Regions from separate parts of the Homo sapiens genome. Here region 2 is linked to region 1. Evidence: chromatin loops called from intact Hi-C (ENCODE). Cell type or tissue: IMR-90. All regions are shown on one strand. Links, peaks and the distances in the headings refer to the core of each region. The heading gives the core; the rest is flanking DNA.

Region 1 (4,404 bases), core at 240-4,239:
CATTCAAAGTGAGAGAACCCTGCGTGGAAACATAAACTCTGTTTCACTTTTGCAAATAAAATCCACTATTGTCCACTTACCGTTGTTTCCAACTTAGACATTTTCTTTTTTTTTTTTTTTTTTTTTGAGACAGAGTCTCGCTCTGGCCCAGTCTGGAGTGCAGTGGCGCATCTCGGCTCACTGCAAGCTCCGCCTCCCGGGTTCACGCCATTCTCCTGCCTCAGCCTCCCGAGTAGCTGGGACTACAGGCGCCCGCCACCACGCCCAGCTAATTTTTTTGTATTTTTAGTAGAGACGGGGTTTCACCATGTTAGCCAGGATGGTCTCGATCTCCTGACCTCATGATCCGCCCACCTCAGCCTCCCAAAGTGCTGGGATTACAGGCGTGAGCCACCGTGCCCGGCTATTTGTGGGACATTTTGTTTTCTGTTGTGTTTTCTCTTTTTTTGAGATAGAGTCCACCCTGTCACCCAGGGTGGAGTGCAGTGGCGCGATCTTGGCTCACTGCAACCTCTACCCTCCCAGTTTCAAGCGATTCTCTGGCCTCACCCTTCCAAGCACCTGGGATTACAGGGGCACACCACCATGCCCAGCTAATTTTTGTATTTTTAGTAGAGACGGGGTTTCACCATGTTGGTCAGGCTAGTCTCGAACTCCTGACCTTGCGATCCGACAGCCTCGGCCTCCCAAAGTGCTGGGATTACAGACGTGAGCCACCACGCTCAGCCTTGTTTTGTTTTTGAGACAGAGTCTTACTCTGTTGCCCAGGCTGGAGTTGCAGTGGTGTGATCTCGGCTCACTGCAACCTCTGCCATCTGGGTTCAAGCAATTCTCCTGCCTCAACCTCCCAAGTAGCTGGAATTACAGGCGCCTACCACCACACCCAGCTAATTTTTTGTATTTTCAGTAGAGATAGGGTTTCACCATGTTGGCCAGGCTGGTCTCAAACTCCTGACCTCAGGTGATTCACCTGCCTCAGCCTCCCAAAGTGCTGGGATTACAGGCCTGAGCCACCACACCCAGCCTATTTGTGGGGTATTTTGAAGCCAATTTTATAATGGCCAACCTTATGCCTTGAGGGATAAAAGATGAAGGGCCAATGTGGATGAGGAATTTTAATGGTAGTTTTGTTGCTCCATAATCAGCCAGAGACAGAACATTGGTTCACTCCTCTTAACCTACAGCATAGGGTGAAGAGAATATTGCCAGGAGGCCTTCACGCTTGTCGATGGGCATCATTTCTTAGGTCTCTTTTTCTATAGTTTGGAGTAAATATAAATGAGGCAATGATTAGACATTTGTCCCTCATAGTGGGCTCTGTAGCAGCTTCTACTGCAAAGGCTTTGGTTGTACAGCAGTCTTCTTCAAGTTCCGTTGCTATAGTTGTGCTAGATAATAGAATAACTCTAGATGACCTAATGGCTGAACGTGGAAGAATCTGCACATGGTTGAATACATAGGTATTAGAGAGATTTAGTTGTAGGGAATTAACAAACAGCCTGCTGGGTTAAAACAAGTACTCTATCTAGCTCACTCCTTGATCTATTTTATTTTAATTGGTTTGGTTTGGACCCTGGCTAAGGAGCATACTCCAAACTCTTGGTATTATCCTCCGGATACTCACAACAGTAATCTCCCAAGTATTCTGTATTCTCTCAAAAGTATTAAATGTTTGTTTGCAGCCATCTATGGAATGGCAAATGATCTCTTTGACTGGAATGACAAAAACTCAAAGAAATGTATGCTCATTGTTTGAAATGCTTGTTCCCTGGTGCTATAAAGAAATAGCACTTGAACATAAATTTAATTTACTCAGCAAGGCCATTTTTACTTCCTGCAGAAAGGTTACACTTGCCAGCAGTTTTGCCAAGAGAGTACACTGAACAAAGGACACAGGGTTATTTATAACCTGACGTGTCCACCCTACTGCTGTGCCTGGTTTCCACTGGCTGGAATGGGGCCTTACATTCTGTATTTGTCCCAATTGGCTAGCAATTTAGAACTTTTTAAAAGAGTCAAAGGCAGAGGAGAACAAAGGAAGGAGGGAGTAACTTGTGGAATACTAAGAAAGGTAAAAACACCTTCAAATAAGGAAGAGGAACAGGCTATGACTTAATGCTTGCTTGAACCAGTATAAGCATGCCAGGGCAAATATTTAGGCTAAATTGTGGGAGCTAAGAACACAAAGTACATTGATTTCTTTATCATGGCTAGCAGATATTTAAGAATGTTAGCACAGGTCTTTGAATAAATTTTGCTTCTAAGGGAAGTTACTATTTATTCCTAATTAAATGGGGAGGAAAATCTTTGAAGAGGAACCTCTACTTTACTTTTTACAATCATGAAAACAACACAATCTATGAATGTATTTGCTGAGACCAGAAGCCCAACATGATAGTGACTCAGAGTAGCACTAAAGCCCTAAGTTTTGGTCACACACAAAATTGAGAGTTTGACCAAAAGAGGAGATTGTTAAATTAAGTTTAGCCTAAACCTGTCTTCTTATATATTTTAAGTTTGGCCTAAAAGTTTCTCTCTACCTAGTTAACTGTAACTTACCTGGATGTATAGATAGACTATGGCCTGCTCTTGTACCAATCATTGAGCTTTGGCCAATCAAAGACGGCCAATTGTTCACATCATGTTCAAATAAGATAAATGCCAAGCTATACCCAATGCAGCTGTTTCTGCAGCTCACTTCTGTACTTTTTTCTGTATGTCACTTTCTTGATTCTGTCCATAAATCCTCTCCAACCACACAGCAGCATGGAGTCTCTCTGAACCTATTCTGGTTAAGGGAGCTGCCTGGTTTGCAAGTCATTCTTTGCTCAATTAAATCCTGTTCAACTTAATTTGCCTAAAGTTTTTTTAAAAAACATGACCACAATGAACATGAGCTTGGAATACCTTAGGTGGGAGGAACATGGTAGGTGACATTGTTGGGAGGATGAGGTGAGGCCAGAATGGGGTTTGAGGGCCAGAAAGGGACCCGTCTGTGAGGCTGATGAGGTCGCTATTGGTAACTGTGCCTGTTATATGGGGACAGGGTTATTACCCCTACGAAACATAAGAGAAGAGGAAAAGCAGGAGGTATTTCCCTCACATTTTTTTACATTTCCACAAGAGCCAATAGCCAAGTACATGGCTTCTATCCTTCATTCTCATAGTGTCCAGAATAACCAGCAATGTCCAGTGAAGAAGGGGCTCAAGTGCACACAGCAGTCTTCTAAATACTGACCAAAACAAATTAGGTTTAAAAATCATCTACATCTTTCTCCATCACAAAATTTTTATCAAGTTAATTTTTAAAATTGGGTTTGATTTTAAAAAACTTTTTAAATATATAAACATTACTTTCAAAATTCTGGTTGGTTAAATGCCAAGACCAGCTCAGTCGGGGGAGACCCTAACCCAGTGGGGTTAGATGAATTAAAGACACACACACAGAAATATAGCATGTGGAGTGGGAAATCAGGGGACTCACAGCCTTCAGAGCTGAGAGCCCTGAACAGAGAGTTACCCAAATATTTATTGACAGCAAGCCAGTGATAAACATTGTTTCTATAGATTATAGATTAACTAAAAGTATTCCTTATGGGAAACAAAGGGATGGGCTGAAACAAAGGGATAGGCTCTGGCTAGTTATCTGCAGCAGGAACATGTCCTTAAGGCACAGATCACTCCTGCCATTGTTTGTGGTTTAGGAATGCCTTTAAGAGGTTTTCCACCCTGGGTGGGCCAGGTGTTCCTTGCCCTCATTCCGGTGAACCCACAACCTTCAGCATGGGTGTCATGGCCATCGCAAACAAATCACAGTGCTGCAGATTTTGTTTATGGCCACTTTTGGGGCCAGTTTATGGCCAGATTTGGGGGATATCCCCAGCATGTCCCCCTTCTTGTTTTTGCAGGGCAATAAAAGCAAAGGTGGCTTTATCACGGTGAGCTACTTCTCACAGGAGTCGGGATCCACATCTGCAGACTACACAAAAACAAACAACACAGATTAAAAGCACAATCACCATTGAAATCACAGAGCCTCCAAGTGTCTTTATCTATTTTAATGGGTTAATAGCTGCTAATCCGTCTGCAGCTCCTTCAAGCACTGCAGTTCCTGGCATTACGGTCAGGTGTGCCTGGGATGCTTTAAATATTTGTTCTTTTAATTTTGCAATATCCAAAGACAAATTTGTAGAGTGTCCTTCTAGATCCTTTTTTATTCTTTCCCAAATTTTGATCTTACTAAGAACCATTAATAGTTTCCACAAATCCTTATGTTTAGCTCCTATAGCGGGCCATATCATCTGAGGTTGAGGTGCCACTATACTGCCATGTTTCAATATAATAGGAACTCTTGCTGTACTTCTTACCATTTCTACCATCTGACCATTTTGTTTAGACCAGTTG
Region 2 (4,404 bases), core at 274-4,273, 110 kb before region 1:
TTCAACCCTAAGAAAGAAAATCCTGCCACTTGCAACAACATAGATGAACTTTGAAGACATTATGCTAAGTGAAATAAGGCAGACATAGAAATACAAATGTTGTATGAACTCATTTTATGAGGAATCTGAAAAAGAGTAGAACTCATAGTTACAGAGAGCAGAATGGTGGTGACCTGGGGCTGAGGGACTGGGAAAAAATGAGAGATATTGGTCAAAGGGTACAAACCTGTTGTCACAAAATAAATAATACTAGAGACCCAATGTACAGCATTGTGACTATACTTAATAATTACATCTTGTATACTTGAACTTTGTTAAGAAACATGGATCTCAAATGAACTTACCACACTAAAAAATAGTAACTATGTGACATGACAGATATGTTTATTAGCTTTATTGTGGTAATAATTTCACAATATATAAATATATCAAAACATATATTTTAGTTTTTACACTTTAAATACAGTTTCTATTTGTCAATCATAGTCCAAAAAAGGTGGGAAAAGATTGTGTAACCAAACTAATATCTAGTCACATGTAAATTGTATTTAAGACCATTTGAAATAAATTTTAGATTAAATTTAAAATCTAAATTGGCATAATTATTTTAAATTTTACTTTAAGTTCTGGGATACATGTGCACAACGTGCAGGTTTGTTACACAGATACACATGTGCCATGATGGTTTGTTGCACCTATCAACCCATCATCTAGGTTTTAAGCCCCGCATGCATTAGGTATTTGTCATAATGCTCTCCCTCCCCTTGCCCCCCAACCCCCGACAGGCCCCAGTGTTTGATGTTCCCCTCCCTGTGTCCATGTGTTCTCATTTTTCAGCTCTTACCTATGAGTGAGATCATGCAGTGCTTGGTTTTCTGTTCCTCTGTTAGTTTGCTGAGGATGATGGTTTCCAGCTTTATCCATGTCCCTGCAAAGGACATGAACTCATTCTTTTTATGGCTGCCTAGTATTGCACCCATACCGCAATCCAATGGGATTGCTGGGTCAAATGGTATTTCTGGTTCTAGATCCTTAAGGAATCACCACACTGTCTTCCACAATGATTGAACTAATTTATACTCCCACCAACAGTGTAAAAGTGTTCATATTTCTCCACATCCTCACCAGGATCTCTTGTTTCCTGGCTTTTTAATGATCGCCATTCTAACAGGCGTGAGATGGTATCTCATTGTGGTTTTGATTGCATTTCTCTAATGACCAGTGACGATGAGCTTTTTCTCATGTTTGTTGGCGACATAAATGTCATCTTTTGAGAAGTGTCTGTTCATACCCTTTGCCCATTTTTTGATGGGATTGTGTTTTTTTTTCTTGTAAATTTGTTTAAGTTCCTTGTAGATTCTGGATATTAGCCCTTTGTTAGATGGATAGATTGCAAAAATTTTCTCCCATTCTGTAGGTTGCCTGTTCACTCTGATGATAGTTTCTTTTGCTGTGCAGAAACTCTTTCACTTAATTAAATTCCACATGTCAATTTTGGCTTTTGTTGCAATTGCTTTTGGTGTTTTAGTCATGAAGTCTTTGTAAATTGGCATAATTTTTACAGGGACAAAAAAGTTTTTTCGAAGAGGCATTATTTAAAGCTAGAACTGAATATTTAGCTAAAATGTTTAATTTTTATTCGTTGTTCATTTTAAAATTCTTTTTAGAGATGGGGTCTTGCTCTGTCACCCAGACTGAAGCACAGTGGTGCAATCACAGCTCACTGCAACCTCAACCTCTGGGGTTCAAGGAATCCTCCCACCTCAGCCTCCTGAGTAGCTGGCATTACAGGCCCTCACCATCATGCTTGGCTAATTTTAAAAAAATTATTTTTGTAGAAATGAGATCTTACTATGGTGCCCAGGTTGGTCTCAAACTCTAGCCCTCAAGCAATCCTCCCAGCTCAGCCCCCCAAATTGCTGGGATTACAGGTGTGAGCCACTGTGCCTGGCCTAAAATACTTTTGATAAATAAGAGTAAATTAAAATATTTTCAAAAGTGAAAATTTTGAGAGATTTTATTACCAATAGGAGCTTCTTTAGGGTACACTTCAAGAAGAAAGAAACATTTTCTGGTATGAAATTAAAATGAAAAAGAGTAAGAGACTTAATATGGGAATATCAACTATGGTGGACACTGAACTAAAGAAACTAAAAATTCCTTGGTTTCAAAAGTATTTAGATACAATAAAAGTATAATTCTTTATATATTTTTTCTGCATAATCTCATTTATATGTAGACTCTAATAAAGTCTAATTCAAAAAAATAGAAAGTGAAATAAGGGTTACTAGAGGCTTGATGTGGTGGGAAGAAATTATAGAGTTTTTGATTGAAGGGTACAAAGTTTCTAACAGACAAGGTAAGTAGGTTTTGAGATCTATTTCACAGCAGCGTGACTATAGTAAACCATAATGTAATTGTATATTTTAAAATGACTAAGAGTAAATTTCAAATGTCTTACCACAAATAATGCTGGTAAGCGAGTTGATAGATGTTATTTAACTCAATCATTCCATATTACATACATATATTAAAACATCACATTTTACCCCATGAATTCATTCAACTTTGATTTGCCAATCAAAACTACTATTCATACTTTAAAGAGAAAGAAATAAACTTTAAGAAATTTGACGAGAGAAAAAACTGTTCATTTTAAAATCTTAGAAAACAGACACATATATTTTTCATATATATATATATACATTTCAAATGGCTTGCTCCCTTAGTGATGTAAGTAAACTTTTTTTTTTGAGACGGAGTCTCACTGTCACCCAGGCTGGAGTTCAGTGGCATGATCTCTCACTGCAACCTCTGCCTCCCAGGTTCAAGCAATTCTCCTGCCTCAGCCTCCCGAATAGCTGGGATTACAGGCGCCAGACATCGTGCCCAGCTAATTTTTGTAATTTTAGTAGAGGCGAGGTTTCACCATGTTGGCCAGGCTGTTCTTGAGCTCCTGACCTCAGGTGATCTGCCCACCTCGGCCTCCCAAAGTGTTGGGATTACAGGCTTGAGCCACCGCGCCCAGCCATAAGTAAACTTTTAATATAATGAATAGTCTAAACCCAACACTAAGGAATAAAATGTATATTTTTAATGTTCAAAATAATACAATACTATAAAAGACAGCCCCTAAAGCAACTGCTTACAGTAAAATTATTTCTACATTTGTAAATAAATTATTCCTTCACTTGTTAGAGAAAAGATATTTGAATATATGTTTTTAAACTACATTTCAATGTATTAAATCAAATGAACATATGTACTTGGCAATAAAAAATGTATTAAACAAGTAGACAAGAAAACTTGCCTTCTTTTCTAATTTTAAAACTGACAAACACTCAGCATTTAGGTGCTTATTTGTCTAGTGTTACTGGAATGCTAAAGAGAAGTACTCAATGAGAAATCTTTCCATATTTATATCCATGCTGGGTGTGAATATATGGGAATTTTACAAGGGTAGTATTATAAACATTCAACTACTACTATAGCCCCAGACTGACTGATTAGAATAAACATGGATTACAAACCACTGATGTGGCCATCTTGTTTTTAGGCTTAACATTGATCATGATCTAACAGAATCAACAAATGAGAGCTATATGCTGGGTGCTCTTCGGGCACCTTCATTTGCATTAATTGCTTTAATTTTACCAAAACCCTAAAGTTCCGGATGTGATCAGGAACCAACTCACAGCGAATTTCAATCTTAACCATTATGCCCAACACCATGTCATCCAATGCTTGTTTTAAATCCCGACATAACATTTTGGCTTTAAATTTTTTAATTTAGTAAAAATAAAGATAAATTTACAAACCACTTCTTTTTATCCATAGATAGTATGCAGAACTTAATTTTTGGTTTAAAGTATTCATTACAAAGTCTGAGACAAACACTTCAGTAAATGAATTATCACAATATTCTTCTTATGACTTAAAAGAACCATTAATTTTACTTTTGAAATATATTGAGTGTTTATATTTAAAGTTAAAATGAGCCTATTATTACATAGAAAATTTGTTGTCTGCATGAATCTTGTCATCCTGGGGGTCTACATTTGCTAGAAGTTTCAGAAACACTAATAAGAATACTGTTTCTGATTGAATAATTAAAGAATGTTACGCTTTTTCAGTGACTAAAATAGATTGGAATTACTGATCAGTAACTTACAATGAGGTTTAAATGTTATTTAATGAATACATGTGAAGTTTCTCTTAAACTCATTTTAACAAATTACTTCTACTGTTTTTCACTTCTATTAGAAAAAAGTATTAAAATTTCTGTTATTGCAAGCCTATAAATTTTATTCAGATCTAAACATAGTGATAATCTTAAAAGATCTGTGTGCTTAGGATTATAAAAAGCCTATTGCCATTCACACATGGAAGATAAATAACTCCTTT

What was found. A loop is a pair of places that touch in the nucleus more often than their neighbours do. Peaks named below come from ENCODE experiments on the same cell type or tissue, not always from the same donor. Only the 100,000 strongest peaks of a DNase experiment are listed, where the experiment ranks them.
Region 2: a loop joins it to region 1, with 2.8 times the contacts of the local background. A loop is called at or near these places in 2 of 110 quality-filtered maps.

What each region holds. Positions count from the first base shown.
Region 1 is chr16:31,542,374-31,546,777 of GRCh38, reverse strand. LINC02190 (long intergenic non-protein coding RNA 2190) reads left to right here. Exons shown (of 2, transcript NR_146571.1): 2 at 1-80. Among named protein-coding and RNA genes, the nearest start is that of LINC02190, 9.0 kb to the left of the region's middle. In IMR-90, for the core only: no CTCF peak of the experiment used is centred there; no DNase peak of the experiment used is centred there.
Region 2 is chr16:31,652,756-31,657,159 of GRCh38, reverse strand. No RefSeq gene overlaps it. Among named protein-coding and RNA genes, the nearest start is that of KRABD5, 58 kb to the left of the region's middle. In IMR-90, for the core only: no CTCF peak of the experiment used is centred there; no DNase peak of the experiment used is centred there.